2 separate regions of the Homo sapiens genome follow, and region 1 is linked to region 2. Evidence: read pairs that join two places in POLR2A ChIA-PET (ENCODE). Cell type or tissue: OCI-LY7. All regions are shown on one strand. Links, peaks and the distances in the headings refer to the core of each region. The heading gives the core; the rest is flanking DNA. Region 1 overlaps LPP (LIM domain containing preferred translocation partner in lipoma). Region 2 overlaps LPP (LIM domain containing preferred translocation partner in lipoma).

Region 1 (9,199 bases), core at 615-8,614, 69 kb before region 2:
AGATGTTAACATCAGGGAAAGCTGGGTGAAGGGTACACAGGAACTCTTTGTACTGTTAGTCTAGCTCACCAGCTTCAACAGACAAACATTATTGGGGAATGAACACCCTTAAACTGCCTCCAGCTAAATCAAAACCCCATCAGAAAAAGAGCTGACAACAATGAACTACAATACAAGATATTACATAAAGTGATGTCTTGGGTCTTACTGTTATCATAAATTAATAGCATTTCAAATGCATTTGATTAGTTAAAAGGCTCAATGGGAGCAAGAAAGGTGAATTAAACAAGTATTTTAAAAGTAAATAAATAAAATGAAATAAATGAATGAATGAATAAGATGAGAAAGACCAACTGTGCCAAATAAGGAATTGGTAACTGAAAAATCCACATTTTTGCTAATTGTTGAAAATTTTTATTCTGTATTTGGACAGGCATTATATAGAGAATCCTCTTCCCAAACCACCGTTGGATGTTTCAAAGACTATTCTGGCCCTGTTTTACTGAAAGAAAGTCTGTTCCAGTGTGTGTTCCTGAGAAGACAAGGTGCTTAGCCAACACATTCACAGGGGTCTGTGGAGATTCAGTGTCTGAACTTTCTAATCCTTATCTCAAGCATCTGTGAAACTATATAAACTAACCTGAGAAAAATCCTTTTCAAAGAATCATAATTTTTGGCCGGGCGCGGTGGCTCACGCCTGTAATCCCAGCACTTTGGGAGGCCGAGGCGGGCGGATCACGAGGTCAGGAGATCGAGACCATCCCGGCTAAAACGGTGAAACCCCGTCTCTACTAAAAATACAAAAAATTAGCCGGGCGTAGTGGCGCGCGCCTGTAGTCCCAGCTACTTGGGAGGCTGAGGCAGGAGAATGGCGTGAACCCGGGAGGCGGAGCTTGCAGTGAGCCGAGATCGCGCCACTGCACTCCAGCCTGGGCGACAGAGCGAGACTCCGTCTCAAAAAAAAAAAAAAAAAAAAAAAGAATCATAATTTTTTTTCAATTTTTTCCCTCAAAAGTTAGTTTTTCTTCAACACAGTTTACTTGATTCACCAAGCCAACCAAAGTCGAAAAGAATAAGAAAAATTAAATTCCACCGTGTTCTCCATATATAAGTAGGTACTTATGTAAGTAGGTAGGTAGGTAGATGGAAGGAAGGTAGACAGGCAAGCTGAAATTATATGAGCCGAGTTTACAAACTCAAGTCTTCTGCTAAAAGAAAAGGACTTTAGGAAACATTCTACTCCATTCCCAAACCTTCATCACTATCACAAAAATATCCACATATTCATGAGTTTTGTTTTTCTTTTTTTTTTTTGTTTTTTTGGAAATCCTAGTTTTAGAAAAATGTTTTCTCTTCAACAAAGGTACTGAGTGTCATAGAAACCACGTCATGGAGCCCAACACTTTTCAGATGAGGAAACAGTGAACCAAAAAAAGAAATGGAATTGCCTAAGTTAGCTCTTTCTTATCAGAATTCCTCCTGAACATTTTTTCAGGTATTTGGGCCTAAAATTAAAAAGCAAGGCCCAGAATAATTTTTTAAGTGCTGTGAGCAAAGTACTGTGCTAAATTAAACTGCACGATGCAAAGAAAAATAAGAGAAGGATCTTCCTGACCCTGAGGAGCTTTAAAACCAGCTTCTACCCTCCTGGAGGACATTTGGAGGGCTTTTTGTGGAGAAGGATCTTCTATGAGAATGCTGTTTTCCCTAGAGCCTCTCTATTTGTGTCTGCCTGTCCTCCCACACTCCAGATACACAGGGTCCAAAGACAGTGCTGGCATTTTTCTACTTTCTTCTCTTGTCTCCAGATCGGTACTCCACGATCACATGCCCTCACTCTAGCCTCCTATTCTTCTCCCACCTCTTCTCCATTGAGACTTTCAATTCCTGAGATTCTCTCTTTTCTCCCTGTGCACCATCCCCTCAGAGCTTCATTTTTCCCCCCAATTCAAGACAGCAGTTCAAGGTAGAGCAGGTTAATACAGCATTTCAGGCATTATTTTGGTCCTTTATCTGCCCTGACCCTGCCCAATACAACAGTCTACCTTCCCAGCTCTCACAACCCTGCTTAGTTGCACTACACTAAATATAACTTTAGCAGGCTAAGACAGCAATAATGGAAAAGTGATTTCAATATGAATCCTCTTAATTTACAGTGTGGTTAAGAAAACATTTTCTTACTTATTGGCTAATTTGATTATCAGGGCCCTAATAAGTTAGGTACAAAAGATTTGAATGCCCATTTAACAGAAGGAGACACAAAGTCACAGAGATGGGAAATCACCTTTACCAAGGCCATAACGAAAATTTTTGGCACTGCTCAAGCCTGAATCCACATCTCCCTGGCCCAGCGTGCTTTCCATTACACTATGTGCCCAAGGTTCTAGGATGCCCTGCATGAATAATAACACACCATTAATGGTGAGGACAAACCTTTAATCTATACCTGAATTAGACCAGCATTTTTGGTTGACTTAGATACAGAGAAAAAAAAAAAACTTAAAAAAAAAAGTTTTCCAACTGATTCTGGTAGAAACGATTAGCAGAAATATCTTGCAAAGAACGTGGGTGTCCTGGAAGACTCATCGTCGTCATCATTATAATTTCTAATCATGCTGTGTGGGCAGGTGTCCATGTAGCAGAAACACCATTGGCACCCAGATTAGCAGTTTCATCGGGAGACAAGAAACTAAGTCTGCAATTCTTAGACTTCAGAGCCTGAATCACAGCTTTCCCCTCAGGGATCAGCAAATACACAAGTCTGTGCCTTAGCAAGGATTGTTGGGCCTGACAAGGGAGGTAACCAAATATCAGGTCCATCTAAAAATGCACAGTGGAGCAAGGGACAGGAGGTTCCCTGGGAACCTGGAAATACCACTAGCTGCAGAGACAGAAAGGCGGAGTGTTTGTCCCACATTATAGTTCTAATTCACTCAGCAACTTTTATGAATCATTTGCCTTCTTTGCATTTTTGTTTTGATTCTCATCTGAAAATTGAGTTTTCGAAGTAAAGCTACTGGTTTTTAAATGAGACATAGGAAGAGGTCAGAAGAAAAAGTGGCCATCAGTAGGGGTTTGGGCTTCCCCCCAGCTCTGCATCTTTCCCTGCACTACAGCAGGTTCATCGTTATCATTTCTATCCTGGACTTGGGCTTCTGTGCAAAATTTAGCCTAAAGTGTCCAAGGTCACAAACATCATGGGCATCATGTGATCTCTGCTATTGCAACACTGCTAGCATTCTAATTCTACTCAACTGTATTTTTTCTTGAGCAATTCTTATTTTTTTTTTCTTCCAGTAGGGTCTTGGTCAGTCACCCAGGCTGGAGTGAAGTAGCATGATCATAGCACACTGTAACCTCAAACTTCTAGGCTCAAGTGATCCTCCTGCCTCAACCTCCCAAGTAGCTAGAAATAGATTGGGCTAATCTTTTTTTTGTTTTGTTTTGTTTTTTTGAGACAGAGTTTCACTCTTTTCGTCCAGGCTGGAGTGCAATGGCACGATCCTGGCTCACTGCAACCTCCGCCTCCTGAGTTCAAATGGTTCTCCTACCTCAGCCTCCGGAGTAGCTGGGATTACAGGTGCCTGCCACCATGCCTGGCTGGTTTTTTTGTATTTTTTTAGTAGAGATCAGGTTTCACCATGTTGGCCAAGCTGGTCTTAAACTCCTGACCTCAGGTGATCTGCCTGCCTCGGCCTCCCAAAGTGCTGGGATTATAGGCGTAAGCCACCGCGCCCAGACAGGCTAATCTTTAGAAAGACATTTTTACCCAGGTATACTTGATTTGAGAAAAACTATGTAGACTTTTAAAATAAATCTATTAATATCATGACCTAAAAAGGTAATTTGAAGCATGTCTAATATGTTCTTATTCCTACACATTAGTAGATACCTAGAGAGAATATCCAAATGAGGCAGAAACGAACTAGAGTTACAGGACTGAATCAGCCACAAATTCCATAATTCCCTGGAGATTTATTTATTCACACAAAAGCATTTCTTAAGCACATTAGCAAGTGCTTAAGAAATATATGACAGGCACAACGGTAGACCCAAAATAAATAAACAGACAAGGTTCCTGTCCCTACAAAGCTTACATTCTAATGGGTCTGGGATTTTAAGAACCTGTGCATAGTCAAATAACTAAAAAATAAGATTAAAAACACTATTTAGCAAAACTTAAGGCATACAAATAAGCATCTCTTACAGGAAAATTTATATCTTATTTATATGAATAAAAAAGCAGAAATAAAAATATGGAAATTAAGAGCCAAGTTCAAACAATGAGAAAAACAACAAAATAAACCTAGAAAAAGTAGAAGGTATTATTGAAGATTTTAAAGAGAAAATAAAGAATTACAAAGTGGTAGAGCCAACACATAAATGCAAAAGCTATTTTTTAAATAAATAATAAATTAAACTCTGATGCTTTAGCCAGAAAGATGGATACACATAGCAGAAATCCATAAAACTTTAAATAATAATGTGAAATATAACCATAAATACAGAGGAAATGAAAACAATCATGAGAAATTATTTTACACCATGCAAATGAATTTGAAATAGGTGACTTCCCTAAAAAAACTATAATTTAACAAAGGTAATCACAGAATAGATATAAAAGCTAATTAGTCCAATTACTACAGAAAAAAAATGTAAAAAATTTTAAAGAGCAAACACATTCTTCACTCCAAAAAAGGCAATAAGTGAAGGTATTTTCACAAGGGAATTCTACCATATTTTAAAGAAATAACTTTCTTCACTCCGTTCTTCACTCCAAAAAAGGCAATAAGTGAAGGTATTTTCACAAGGGAATTCTACCATATTTTAAAGAAATAACCCATGTAAATGTTATCAAACTATTTCAAAATAAAGAAAAAAGAAAAGCTTCCTTGTTTGTTTGTTTGTTTATTTTGAGATGGAGTCTCTCTCTGTCGCCAGGCTGGAGTCAGGGGCGCAATCTCACTCACTGCAAACTCTGCCTCCCGGGTTCAAGCGATCCTCCTGCCTCAGCCTCCCGAGTAGCTGGGATTACAGGCGCATGACACCATGCCCAGCTAATTTTTGTATTTTCATTAGAGACGAGATTTCACTATTTTGGTCAGGATGGTCTCGATCACACACACACACACACAGAATTTTCAAATAATCTCACTTATGAAAATTGAAGCACAGATCATTAATATATTAATGATCTCTAGGATCTAGCAACACTAAAAATATATAATACAGAAACAATGAACAAGTTGATAATTATTTTAGCAAGAATACTAACAAGATTTCATGTTTGAAAATTTTATTCATATATTACAGCAAATTTACAGGACAAAAGAGAAAAACATAAAATTTTTTTAGAATATATGATTACTTTCAAAGTTTCTTTAAAAAAAAAAGCTAGATAACCTTTTAACAACCAGTCTCAATTAAAACAACAACAATAACAACACTATCAAAATAAGTGTGGATACTTTTCAACACAATACATTTCTCAAATCGAAAGCCAATGTCACTAGTAACAGGGAACATTATGAGCATTCCCATTAAACTCAGACACAAAAGAAGGACATTTACTCAACCACAGTTATTTAATATTTACTATTCTAGAGGTATTAGTACAGTTAGAAGAAAGCTATAAGTGTTGTAAAAATTGGAAAGAAAGGATAAATTATTGGCAGATAATATACTTACTTAACTAGAAACTCAAAAAAAATTTATCTAAAATTATTCAAATAATGAGACAATTCAGTAAAGTGGCTGAGCAGAAAATCAATGTACTGAAATCCAGACCCCAAACACAGAGGCACACACACATATAATTAAATGAAATAGAAAATAATTACATTAACTAGAGCAAGTAGAAAATATCTACAAAATTAACTTATTAGAAACAGGCACGGTCTACATGAAGAAAAATCTCAGTGCTCCTGGGAACATCAAAGAAGGTTTCAACAAATGGAAAGGCATTAGTATTCCAAGAAAAAGAATCAACATTTTTACAATGTATAGCATGTAATGCTAACAAATAAACCCAGCAAACCTCATAAGTATATCAACAGAACTTTTTTACATTATTTTATTTTATTTTTTTTTTTTTTTGAGACGGAGTCTCACTCTGTCACCCAGGCTGGAGTGCAGTGGCGGGATCTTGGCTCACTGCAACCTCCACCTCCCAGTTCAAGCGATTCTCCTGCCTCAGCCTCCCGAGTAGCTGGGACTACAGGTGCCCGCCACCACACTTGGCTAATTTTTGTATTCTTAGTAGATAGGGTTTCACCATGTTGGCCAGGCTGGTCTTGAACTTCTGACCTCAAGTGATCTGCCCACCTCAGCCACCCGAAGTGCTGGGATTACAGGCGTGAGCCACCACGCCCAGCCAGAACTAGATAGGTTCATTATAAAGGTCAATGAAAAATAAACAGGCATTAAAAGCCAGAAATTTTCTGAAAAAGAGAAACTAATAGGAATGGGGAATCTTTGTCAGATAATAAAACATATTATAAAGCTACAATAATTGAAAGCATAATAATGACACATGAAGTGACAGATGAATAGAACAGAAAGTCTAAAAATAGATGCAAATTCTTTTTTTTTTCTTTTTTTTAATATTTTAAGTTCTGGGGTACATGTGCACAACGTGCAGATTTGTTACATATGTATACATGTGCCATGTTGGTTTGCTGCACCCATTAACTCGTCATTTACATTAGGTATATCTCCTAATGCTATCCCTCCCCCGTCCCCCAACCCCATGACAGGCCCCAGTGTGTGATGTTCCCTTTCCTGTGTCCAAGCATTCTCATTGTTCAATTCCCACCTGTGAGTAAGAACATGCGGTCTTTGGTTTTCTGTCCTTGCGATAGTTTGCTGAGAATGATGGTTTCCAGGTTCATCCATGTCCCTACAAAGGACATGAACTCATCCTTTATTATGGCTGCATAGTATTCCACGGTGTTCTTAAGTATTAAATACTTAAGTATTAAGAAATTTAATATACAATAAAGGTAGCTTTTCAAATCAGTGTGAAAGAGATGGACTCCTCAATAAACAGTGTTTAGAAATGCAGATCCAGAAAAATATCAAAATAAATCCTAACCTCACATTTTTTACCAAAATAAAATTTCAATGGTTCAAAGATTTGAGAAAGAGCAGAAGAAATAACTAGAAGAAAAATTGGAAATTTCTTTTTAAATATCACAAAGTGGGGAAGGCATTTCTAGGCATCACACAAAATCAAAGAAACATAAAATCAAAAAAGGATTAACTATATAAAACTTTTTATTTTAATCTGCAAGTTAAAAAAGAAATGCAAAATGGTAAAGCATTACAATTCCTGTCACAGACTACAAGTTAATTTTCTTAACTGTAATAAATCAATAAGCAAAAATTCAGCAATCCAATGGAAAAGGAAGTGAAGGACAGTTCAGAAAACGGAATTACAAATGGGTACGGCTCATTTCAAATGGTGTTTAGAGTCGCTAATAACAGAAATGCAAATGTGTATATAAATGGCATGTATATAAATGTATTTATATACACTGGAATATAAATACATATCTGTGTGTGTTTGTGTGTGTGTTTCTGTGTGTGTGTGTATACACATGCTTATTTATACCCAGTTTATTTCTAAAAGGATATATAAAGAACTTATACTTTCCTCTGGGTGGGAGAAGTAAAGAGATAAAATAAAGATGTACTTGTCATTGCATAGTTTTGAATTTTATACTATAGTTTAAACTATATTTTTGTGTTACTTATTCAAATTAATTTTTAGTTTCTTTAAAGAAATGTTGGAAAGGCCTGGTGCGGTGGCTCACACCTGTAATCCCAGCACTTTGGGAAGTCGAGGCAGGAGAATCATCTGAGCTCAGGAGTTCGAGACCAGCCTGGCCAATATGGTGAAACTCTGTCTCTACTAAAAATACAAAAATTAGCCGGGCATAGCAGCGGGTGCCTGTAATCCCAGCTACTCAGAAGGCTGAGGCAGGAGAATCGCTTGAATTCGGGACATGGAGGTTGCAGTGAGCCAACATCAGGCCACTGCACTCAAGCCTGGGTGACAGCAAGACAGAAAACAGAAAAAAAACAGAAAAAAAAAAGAAATGTTGGACAATAGCACATCAAAGAGAACGATGAATTCAGGGCAGGGAAGCCAGATAGATAGCCTGCAATGTTCCAACTCCGTAAGTTTATTTTATCTTACTTTTAGTTTAGTTTAGTTTAGTTTAGTTTAGTTTAGTTTAGTTTAGTTTAGTTTAGTTTAGAGATAGGGTCTCGCTCCATTATCCAAGCTGGAGTATAGCAGCACAATCATAGCTCACTGCAGCCTTGAACTCTCAAGCAATGTTCCTGCCTCAGCCTCCTGAGTAGCTAGGACTACAGGTGTACACCATCATGACCAACTAATTGTTTTATTTCATTTTTTTGTAGAAATGGGGTCTCACTATGTTGCCCAGTCTGGTCTCAAACTCCTGGCATCAAGAGATCCTCCCACTGCAGACTCCCATAGTGCCGGGATTTGACAGTAGACAGAGAGAGAGAGAGAGAGCATATAAAATAATTAGAAAATAAGAATAACTAAAAAAAAAAAATTGGGGCCACTGCACCCGGCCTCAATTCTGCAACTTAATACGGCATATCAGAATAACTATGAGAAAGATATCAGGATCTGAAGACTAATACAGCTGCTTAATATCTTCGACTTTTTGGAAGTTCTTCATCCTTTCAGCACCTCAGTTTCCACAGCTGTGAAACAGAAAGCTAAAACTTACACTTCAACAGGTCTCTGTGAAAATTAAATAAGATAACTTATAATAAAGCACTTAGCCCAAGTTCTGGCAAGGAACATATATTCAATCAATGTTGGCTCTCTTTACTATAAGGATTCTTTTAAAAAATAATAATAGCAATAATAATAATGCTCTGCTCAACCACACACATTCCACCCAACATCTACCCCCACCACTCTGGCCTCAGCTACCCTTCCTATTGCCATTGACACCCTAACTGCCCAAGAAGCAAGGATTGAATAAACTCAAATTCTAAATGCCAGTCCAGAAAATGAATTTTAAAAAAATCTATTTCAACTCACATATTTCACAGTGGAGGCCATCTATAATTAGGTGGTGGCCAAAGTGATGAAAACTCAAATCTATTGACCCCCTTTTCATAGACTCTTCAACACAATTATTTCAATGTGTAG
Region 2 (9,199 bases), core at 334-8,333:
ACAGTAGAACGCAGGATGCTGAATGATGAATGTGAAGAGAGTAGTAACATGGAATCCTAATTTTGCACCAATCATAGTAAATGCTGGTTTAGGAAAAAATGTAGGGTAATATTTTGATAAGGAGCAAGAATAAAGTGTCTCCCCATGGATAGCTTAATAATTGCAAAGGAAAGAATACCTATACTGTGGAGAAACTGGACAATGCCTTGATCAGTTGCTCAAAATTAACATCCCCAATGACGGAGAGATGGACACATAAGACTCCAGATGTGATCCCTGAGAGGGACACATTATCTTTGTAATATTCCTTCAGGGAATGCATAATTGAATCAAAACATGAAGAAACCAGTGACTAATACAAAATGAGGAATACTATAATTGTAAAGGGGGAGAACAAAAGTGTCAATGCCATAAAAGATAAAGAAAGGCTGTGGAAATGTTCCAAATCAAAGGAGACTAAAGAGACTTGACAACTAAATGCACTACCTGACCTTAGGCTGGACTGTACACTGAATGGGAAAAAGCAGTTTTCTTCAAGGACAGAACTGAGCCACCTGACAAAGGAGAAGTACAGACAGTAGACTGAAGTATTGAATCAGTGTCAAATGTACAGAAGCTGATTACCATACTGTGAATATGATGAGACTATCTTTATTTTTTTTATTATTAAGAAATACACACTGTACTTAGGGGTAGAGGCAATGATATAAGTGACCTACTCTGAAATACTTCTGGAAAAAAAAAAAATATATATATATATATATGGGGTGGGGGAGACTGTGTGTGTGTGTGTGTGTGTGTGTGTGTGTGTGTGTGTGTAGACAGAGAAAGAGAGGAAGGGAGGGAGGAAGGGGGAGGATGATAAATCCAATGGGATAAAATGTTAACAATAGACGAATCTGAGTAAAAGTATATGGCTATATTGGACTATGCTTATTTTGCAACTTTTTAAATAAGTTTAAAATCATTTACAATAAAAAGTTAAGAAAAAAACCATCAGAAAGAGGAGAGGGGAAAATGTAGTAACTGAGAATTAGCTCTATTTTCAAACATGATTTTAAAATAAATTAAGCACAAGCAATTTTATTTCATATAATATATACACTGCATACATATATATATATTTATTTCAGAGCTACACAAAGATTTTTGTATATTTTCTTTCCTTTTTTCTTTCTTTCTCTCCCTCCTTCCTTTCCTTCCTTCCTTCCTTCGAGACACTCTTGCTCTGTCGCCCAGTGGCACAATCTCAGCTCACGGCAGCCTTGACGTCCCAGGCCCAGTCACCCAGTGGCAGAATCTCAGCTCACGGCAGCCTTGATGTCCCAGGCCCAATCGATCCTCCCACCTCAGCCTCCTGAGTAGCTGAGACTATAGGCATGAGTCACCATGCCAGCTAATGTTTAAATTTTTTGTAGATGTGGGGTCTCGGCTGTGTTGACCACTCCACTCAAACTCCTGGACTCAAGCTATCCTCCCTGCTCGGCCTCCCAAGTGCTGGGATTACAGTTGTGAATCTGTAAAATTAAAATAGCACCTGGCTATTTTAATTTCTTAATATGGAAAGCAATTCCATAAAATTTCTTCTTCTAAAACTCCTGAGGGTAGACAAACACCTCACATGTCCAAGACCACAGTGGATGTATAACTAGAGCTACAGTTACAAGTTTTGTAGGTCAGTTCAAGCCTCTGAAATTCCAGTTCACTATGTTTGCAACCTGAGTGTTATTTCACTTTTAGAAAGAGCAAGTTTAGAGTTGGAAGATGAGCTTTATCTAACAACGTAATAGCTAGCATCAATTTTTAAAAACGTATTAGCAGTGGCTTTTGGGATTAAAAATTACCAAACGAACTGGTGCAAGGGAGGGCAGGGAGCTTTCTTCTTTGTCAAAATATAGATTAGGTCACATGTGCTGCCTTCCACCACACACCTGAGTTCCCAGCAGAAGGAAAAATTAATGAATCAGGCCTTGAAGTCTCCTTCTTGGATAAGTTTGGAAAGGGAAAAAACAAAGATATAAAGGTTAGACATTATGAGGTCAAGAAACATCAACTGAATGGAACTTGATGTTGAAACAGAAACAGGTAAAATATCTGGGAAGGCAGCAAAACCCTCAGCCCTCTGATTCCAAAACAAGCTCTGCTGACTGTATATATATATATATATATATATATATATAAAGTTATACTGCAGCTGAACACTAGGTATTGTTCCCTTCCAAAAAGCATTAAAATACAAAGGTCAGTTATCTTAAAAGGCATTTTATTGCACACGCTTTTAAAAGACCTTGAACAATTAAAGCAATGAAATATATTCCTTGCTCTCATTTTTAAACGTTCCTAGAAGCATAAAAAGAAGGCAGGTCCCAATGCAAAAAAACGCTAACCCTTTCGCTCCCTTCGCCCAACATTTACTTCAAGGCTTGTAAGCCTTTTCAAGAGTTTCCATTACATTCACGTTGTTTGGGTGAATTTTCGGTTCATCCAGCAGTTTTCACTTGGGTGTCAGGGAGACACAGCACAAAAATGCAGCCCAGTAAGTAAGATGTCAAGCAAGATACCATCAGAGAAATTGATACGAAATCAAGACTAGATCAATAGTTCTAAACTCTCGGGAGCTTTAAAATGTAACTGAGCTTGGGTCTCACCCACAGACACTGTGACTGAGATGAGCATTGTAGCATAAAGTTCCTCTGAAGATTTTAATATGTGGCCAAGTTTGCAAACCACTAGGCTAGAATATTTTAAACTCTTCTACATCCACTAAGTCTTAGGAAAATCGTCAATCCTCTGCTGCTTTACAGTGTCCTTAGATTGATATTGATCACATCTTTTTTTTTTTTTTTTTCTGAGATGGAGTCTCACTCTGTCGCCCAGCCTGGAGTGCAATGGCGCAATCTCGTCTCACTGCAACCTCCACCTCCCAAGTTCAAGCGATTCTCCTGCTTCAGCCTCCCAAGTAGCTAGGATTACAGGCATGTGCCACCATGCCCAGCTAATTTTTGTATTTTTAGTAGAAACAGGGTTTCACCATGTTGACCAGGCTGGTCTTGAACTCCAGACCTCAGGCGCCCACCTTGGCCTCCCAAAATGCTGGGATTACAGGCATGAGCCAACGCACCCAGCCTGATCACATCATTTTATCTCTCACTTTTGCTCAATTTCCACAAAAGTGAAATGACAAAAATTACAAACCAATTTCACCAATCTATAGAAAAAATTATTAATAAATGTTAAAGTCTTTGCATACACAAGTATTAGTTTTGACAACATCCTTAACACAGTGTATAAAACTATTTCTTAACTTTTCAAAGGTATTGCTCTCCTACCAACTAGTCTATAACCAGATGAAGGCTCTAAAAATAGCCTCAGCGTTTTTTTTTTTTTCCCACTAAAGTGCCCTGCAACTAAGACTTTGGGTGTGAGTTGTACTACTCACAGAACCCTTGATCTCAGGGTAAGAAGAATTCTCCAGAGGTCTTCTGGACAGTTCCTTGCCTTCATGCCGAAAAGAGCTCATTACCCCATTTCACAGATGGGTCAAGTGAGGCCCAGGAAATTAGAGTGATCTGAACTCAGTCACACACAGGTCTCCACACAAACATGTCAAGCTTTTAAGTACTGACTGAGTAGAATTCTTTTTCTATTAATAGTTCATCTGGGTGACTTAAGACAACCAGAGTTCTCTCTCCAGGTCTTGGCTCACCAATCTCTAAGAAAAGAAGGCTGAAATCCCATCATTTCTGGTCTGAGGCTGTAGAAAGAGAGAAATGCCTCAGATGTCAATAAATTATTAAGTTACTTAATTGATTAGTAACTTCGAACAAGATATTTTGTGTGACTAAGCCTCCATTTCCCTATTTACAAATTAGGAAGGATAATATTGTGAGAATTAAGGAATCCAGTTGATTCAGTTAAATAATCATCTGAGTCCCTACTTTGTGTCTCATCTATGTCAGATGGTAGGAAAATGTGGGTGTATTCAGTGCTCCTGCCCTGTGGGGGACTCACAGGCTTTCACCCTTTTCCAGGGAAAATGTTGTTGCTGAATAGAAAATGTAGAAACTGGAAGGAATATTTAAGATCTCATGCCCTATTTAGACTATTTAAATTCATAAGACATGGAAAGTCAGCAGAGATTTCAGATAAGAGAAATGAAATACAATTGCTATATCATCTATGAAGAGGAAAGAATTCCCTGTAATTAAATATCAAAACACTGAGCTTGGGATATGAGAAGGGGCAGAGAGTGTTAATCACAAACAAATTAGTGAGATAAATTGCAGGGTATCTGCTTCCTAAAGGCTTTAGAAAGTTATTGAGGCTGATAATTACAGAAATTCTATGGGTTTTCATTCCTACTTGAAGGGTAGACCAAAGAAATAGACACCTAGACATATCAGCCTGATCCCAATGTTCTCAGGTACCAGAGATTTAATGTTAATGAAAGAAAAAAAAAAAGTTGTAGACAGCATCTAGTTCAATAACCTCATTTTACAGATAAAAGAATAGACAGGAATAGAGAAACATGTCTGGGATGATAAAACAATTAAAAAGCAGATAGGACATCCAAGGGATATTCTAAGTCATTTCTCCATTAGAAAATCCTCACATCATTTCACACGATTTTATGGTATCAGTCCAAAAATAAAGTAAAAAACTTTGAAAATACATTTCAACAATTACAGTCAAGAAACAGAAATTTTTCCTTTTCCTGATAAAATAAAAAGCATTCACAGACAAATGAAAACAGTGAGGGTAGTACAATATATTCATCATTATTTTGTTTTTTGTGAAAGCAGGGCTGGGCTGGGTGTGGTGTCTCACACCTATAATCTTAGCACTTTGGAAGGCCGAGGTGGGAGGATCACCGAGCTCAGTAGTTGGAGAGAGCCTGGGCAACATAGTGAGACCTCGTGTCTACAAAAGAAATAAATAAATAAAAGCAGGGCACACACAAATGCAACGTTATTTTGATCTTAAAAAAAAAAAAGTGTGGGGTTAGAAAAGAGGGAAGCATGCCTTCTATTTTATTAAATTTACTTTGTGGTCTTTATTGCATAGGTGACATTATCATATAAGGTACCTTCTAAGAGGAGGTGAAAAGGCAAAAGGAAGGCAAAGGTGGTGGAATGAAGTTTAGGTCAGCAAACATCTACTGAGAATTTTCTCTGCTAATGGCTCTGGGCCAGGATCTGTGAGGAATAGAATCATAAGAAAATACCATCCCTGCCCACAAACTGTTTAAAAGCAAACAAGCCTGTAATCCCAGCACTTTGGGAGGCCGAGGCAGGCAGATCACGAGGTCAGAAGTTCGAGACCAGCATGACCAACATGATGAAACCCTGTCTCTATGAAAAATACAAAAATTAGTCAGGCGTAGTGGCGGGTGCCTGTAATCCCAGCTACTTGGGAGGCTGAGGCAGGAGAATTGCTTGAACCCGGGAGGCAGAGGTTGCAGTGAGCCAAGATTGTGTCACTGCACTCCAGCCTGGGTGACAGAGCAAGACTCTGTTTCAAAAGAAAAAAAAGGCGGGGGCAGGGTGGGAAACAAGGCAGAATTATGCTAACAATTTACCCTAATACAAGCCTAGAATGATGAGTGCAAAGAAGAGGACAAAAATCACCACTAACAACGGACCAAGAATGAGACACTAGGTAGCCACCCATTAGACACGGTCCATGCCCTCAAGGAACATATGCCTAGTAAGGAGATACAAAATCATTCATCCATCATTCATTCACTCAGATTCATTGAAAATCTACCATGAACCAGATACCGATGTACATGCTGAGGCTTCAGAAATGAGCAGGACATGGCTGAGTTCACAGTTCAGGGCAGACAACAAACACATAATGCTGAGTAGACACCAGGCAGTGTGATTAAGCCAAAGGAGATGTGTTTTAAAAGCCTAGGTTACTCAGAGAGAGAGGGGTAGATTATCAGAGATGACACGGAAAAGGCACCTCTACAACAAACAATCATACTTTTGACTCTAATACAATGGAGAATGAATAAAGCGTCTAATAGAGAAGAGTGCCACACACAGTGAGAAAGTCCCTAGGGAGTATTCTGACCAAAGTCTTGGTCTTGAAGGAGAGGCATAGTCTTCTAATTGCTTTGATGAATCACAGACCAAACAGTGATTCAGCTCTGAAAGAAACCTTAGAGATGGGCATTCCAAGGTCTCATGGGGTTAGTAGCAGAAGCAGGACTGGAACCCAGAACCCAAGTTGGACCACTAGACTGGTGCCTCTCCCTAAGCCCACTCTGCCTCTTCCATGTCTGTGAATGAGCTTACCACTCCTAGCTATGCAAAACTGCATAGAACCATTTCAGCAAGAGGCTCAGGTAGCATTAAAGAAGTTCCCACCTCAACGATGTCAATTTTTTGTTACTGTTGTCTTGAGGAAGCATGTTTGCTTTTAAACGCTCCCAAATTAAAAGCCATTCTCAGCCTTCCTACAATTGTATGTGCGCTGGGCGCAGTGGCTCACTTCTATAATCCCAGAACTTTGGCAGGCCGAGGCAGGCAGATATCTTAAGGCCAGGAGTTCGAGACCAGCCTGCACAACACGGTGAAACCCCACCTCTACTAAAAATACAAAAATTAGCCGGGCGTGGTGACGGGCACCTGTAAGCTACTCAGGAGGCTGAGGCAGGAGAATCGCTTGAACCCGGGAAGTGGAGGTTGTGGTGAGCAGAGATTGTGCCTCTACTCTCCAGCCTGCGCGACAGAGCGAGACTCTGTCTCAAAAAAATAAAAATTTTAAAAATAAAATAATTAATTAAAAAAAAAGATGTGGACCTGAACTCAGATTAGTGTCAGAGTGAACTTTCTAGTTAGCCTCCTCTTTCCACAGTGAAGAAATTACACCCAGAGAGACTGAGGTTAGTCACCCTGTCCAATCACAGCACCAGTTACACAGCACCTGAACTCAGAAGGGTCTAGCACCTTTTGCTCAGTGCTGCCAGTGTGGTGGTCTATGGCCTCATTCTCATAGCCTGCAAGTGATAGACCCCAGGACAGCAAGAATCATGCCAAAAGGATAACATCAATTAGCCTGTGTATTGTAGAAACAGATCACGAGATTTTAGAACGTAAAGAAAGAGAAAAAGAAACGATTTATTTCGCAGCTTTCCGTGCAAGCTTTTCAAAGGCCCTTCCCAGATCCGGCCTTCTGAGACACCACCCCAAGCCCCCGGAGGTTTGTTCTCTACTTAAATTGCCCCAAACTATGCTGTTTTCCTATCAATACTCAACAGCAAAGATGGAAAAGAATTGCCAATTTCTTGTGAATCCTGAAGATTTCCTTTATGAGTCATGGGAAACTAAAATAACCTGAGGGGTAGGGGGAACGGTAGAAACAGTTTTAAATCGGTTCTCACTAGTTTGTTTTACAGTGTGGTATAACTCCTGAGAACAGAAAAAATCAAGTTTCTAGAGTTGTTGTAAAAATAGGAGTTTTTGTCAGGTTGTGTCAGCTGTCACTGTGGCATTTCTTATTAGTATTTTTCTGTCTTTTTTTTGTTATATTAATTATAGTTTGATCACTGTAAGAGCTATTTTGAATCTATGGGACTTTCCTAACCAGATTGTTTTGGCATTTTAAAGTTACTCACATTCAGGGCCTAAACAATATAGCAAGTATCTTTTCTTCCTCTCTTTTTTATACTCAAATTCTGAACAAAGGAACCATCTGTTCTCTCTCTGAAAACATCAGCCCTTGTTTTCATTTTTCATTAATCATAATGCCTCAAACTTACATAATCTCTTTCTCCAACTTGCTTATTAAAGCATTTTGTAGACATCGCCTCATTCGTCTTCAATATCATCCCCTACAAACTAAGGAGAAAGGGGAAATGTTTGCTAATTTTCACTTAGGTAAGTGATTATCAGATGTTTAATGAATTTTGCATGAATGATGGCATGTTAGCCTCAGAAGGGACCTTGATGATCACCTGGCCCAGTTCTGGCTCTTGCATTTGTAAAATGAAGACCCAGAAAGGAGAAGTGATTTCACATTCTATTTGTGTACCTAACTCTCTACTCCTGACTGTAAGTGGTGAGGGTAAGAACCGTGTCTTTCACAGTTTTGTATCTCCAGTACCTGGTGTGTATTTGTTGAATGGATGAAAATGCTTGCAAATAGTCACACAGGTGGCTATGACAGAGCTGGGGTCAGAGCTCTACTCTCCTGCCTTCCCATTCAATGTGTGTGGTTTTTTTTTCCTTCTTCTTTTCCTTCTCTCTCTCTCTCTCTGTCTCTCTCTTTCTTTTTATAATACAATATAGACCTGAATGCAAGAAGAATCAAGCAGAGACACAACTAAAAAGGTGATGAGGATGGAGAGGATAAAAAGCAGGCTTTTACCTATAAGTTAGAAATAGGTTGAACAAACCCAGTAGAAATCAAGTTTAGCCATTAGCCATGCTAAAAAATAACCCATGTTAAGGCTGAGTGTCTAAAAGCTCTGCATTCCTTATGTGTGCCATATATTTAAGGATTTAGTGGATTCCTTAAACATTACCCAACTGAGGAAATGATCTGTCTTAACGCCAAAGGACAGCATGCCTCCTTAACACCTATTAGCCCAAAAAAAGCACATCATCCACCCTGCGATTTGGCCTCATCACTCACTGTAACTCAAGAGGACATACAGCGTCAGAATCATGAAATCTACCAGCCCAAAGTTTTCCAATGAGCAGAGGTCACTGGAATAAAGACCTTTATTCCATATGCCTAGCTGGAAGTCAGAAATTCATTTGACATGTTTCTTCTTATTTTCAGAATGTCCTACTCCCCACCATTACTCTTTGAAGTTATAGGGAAAATAAACTCTTTCTAGAAAAACAAGTTAAATTTTCAATTCTATCATCTGAAATTACGTATATAGTAGTAGTTATAACAAAGTCAACGACTCTCTGAAGATTCTTTAAAAATAGGTTGTCCATGTAGATGAGAAAGCTGTAGGTCTGAAGAGAGAAGGAAATCTTTTATTTTTCAGTAAAAGAAAAAAAGAAAAGAAATCAGAGGGCCAAGGAGAACTCAAGTATATTATAACACGGTCTCACATGAAGTACATCAGTTACAGATACAAGCAGGAAACAAATTAGCTTCAAAATAAAAACAAATCAACATAAATGAACCTTCAAACAACTCTGATGACTTTTTCTCCCCCAAAGGGAAAGATGAA

The links. ChIA-PET counts read pairs that join two places held together with the same protein. Peaks named below come from ENCODE experiments on the same cell type or tissue, not always from the same donor. Only the 100,000 strongest peaks of a DNase experiment are listed, where the experiment ranks them.
Region 1: POLR2A ChIA-PET joins it to region 2 with 13 read pairs; 4 of 35 experiments call an interaction of 5 or more read pairs at or near these places.

The regions. Positions count from the first base shown.
Region 1 is chr3:188,310,534-188,319,732 of GRCh38, reverse strand. All of the region lies in intron 2 of LPP (LIM domain containing preferred translocation partner in lipoma), which reads right to left. Among named protein-coding and RNA genes, the nearest start is that of FLJ42393, 140 kb to the right of the region's middle. In OCI-LY7, for the core only: no CTCF peak of the experiment used is centred there; no DNase peak of the experiment used is centred there.
Region 2 is chr3:188,241,450-188,250,648 of GRCh38, reverse strand. The region is part of intron 2 of LPP (LIM domain containing preferred translocation partner in lipoma); the gene reads right to left. Among named protein-coding and RNA genes, the nearest start is that of FLJ42393, 68 kb to the right of the region's middle. In OCI-LY7, for the core only: a CTCF peak has its summit at 7,023; DNase peaks (open chromatin) are centred at 6,058, 6,958 and 8,018; H3K4me3 peaks cover 3,561 bases; H3K27ac peaks cover 4,524 bases.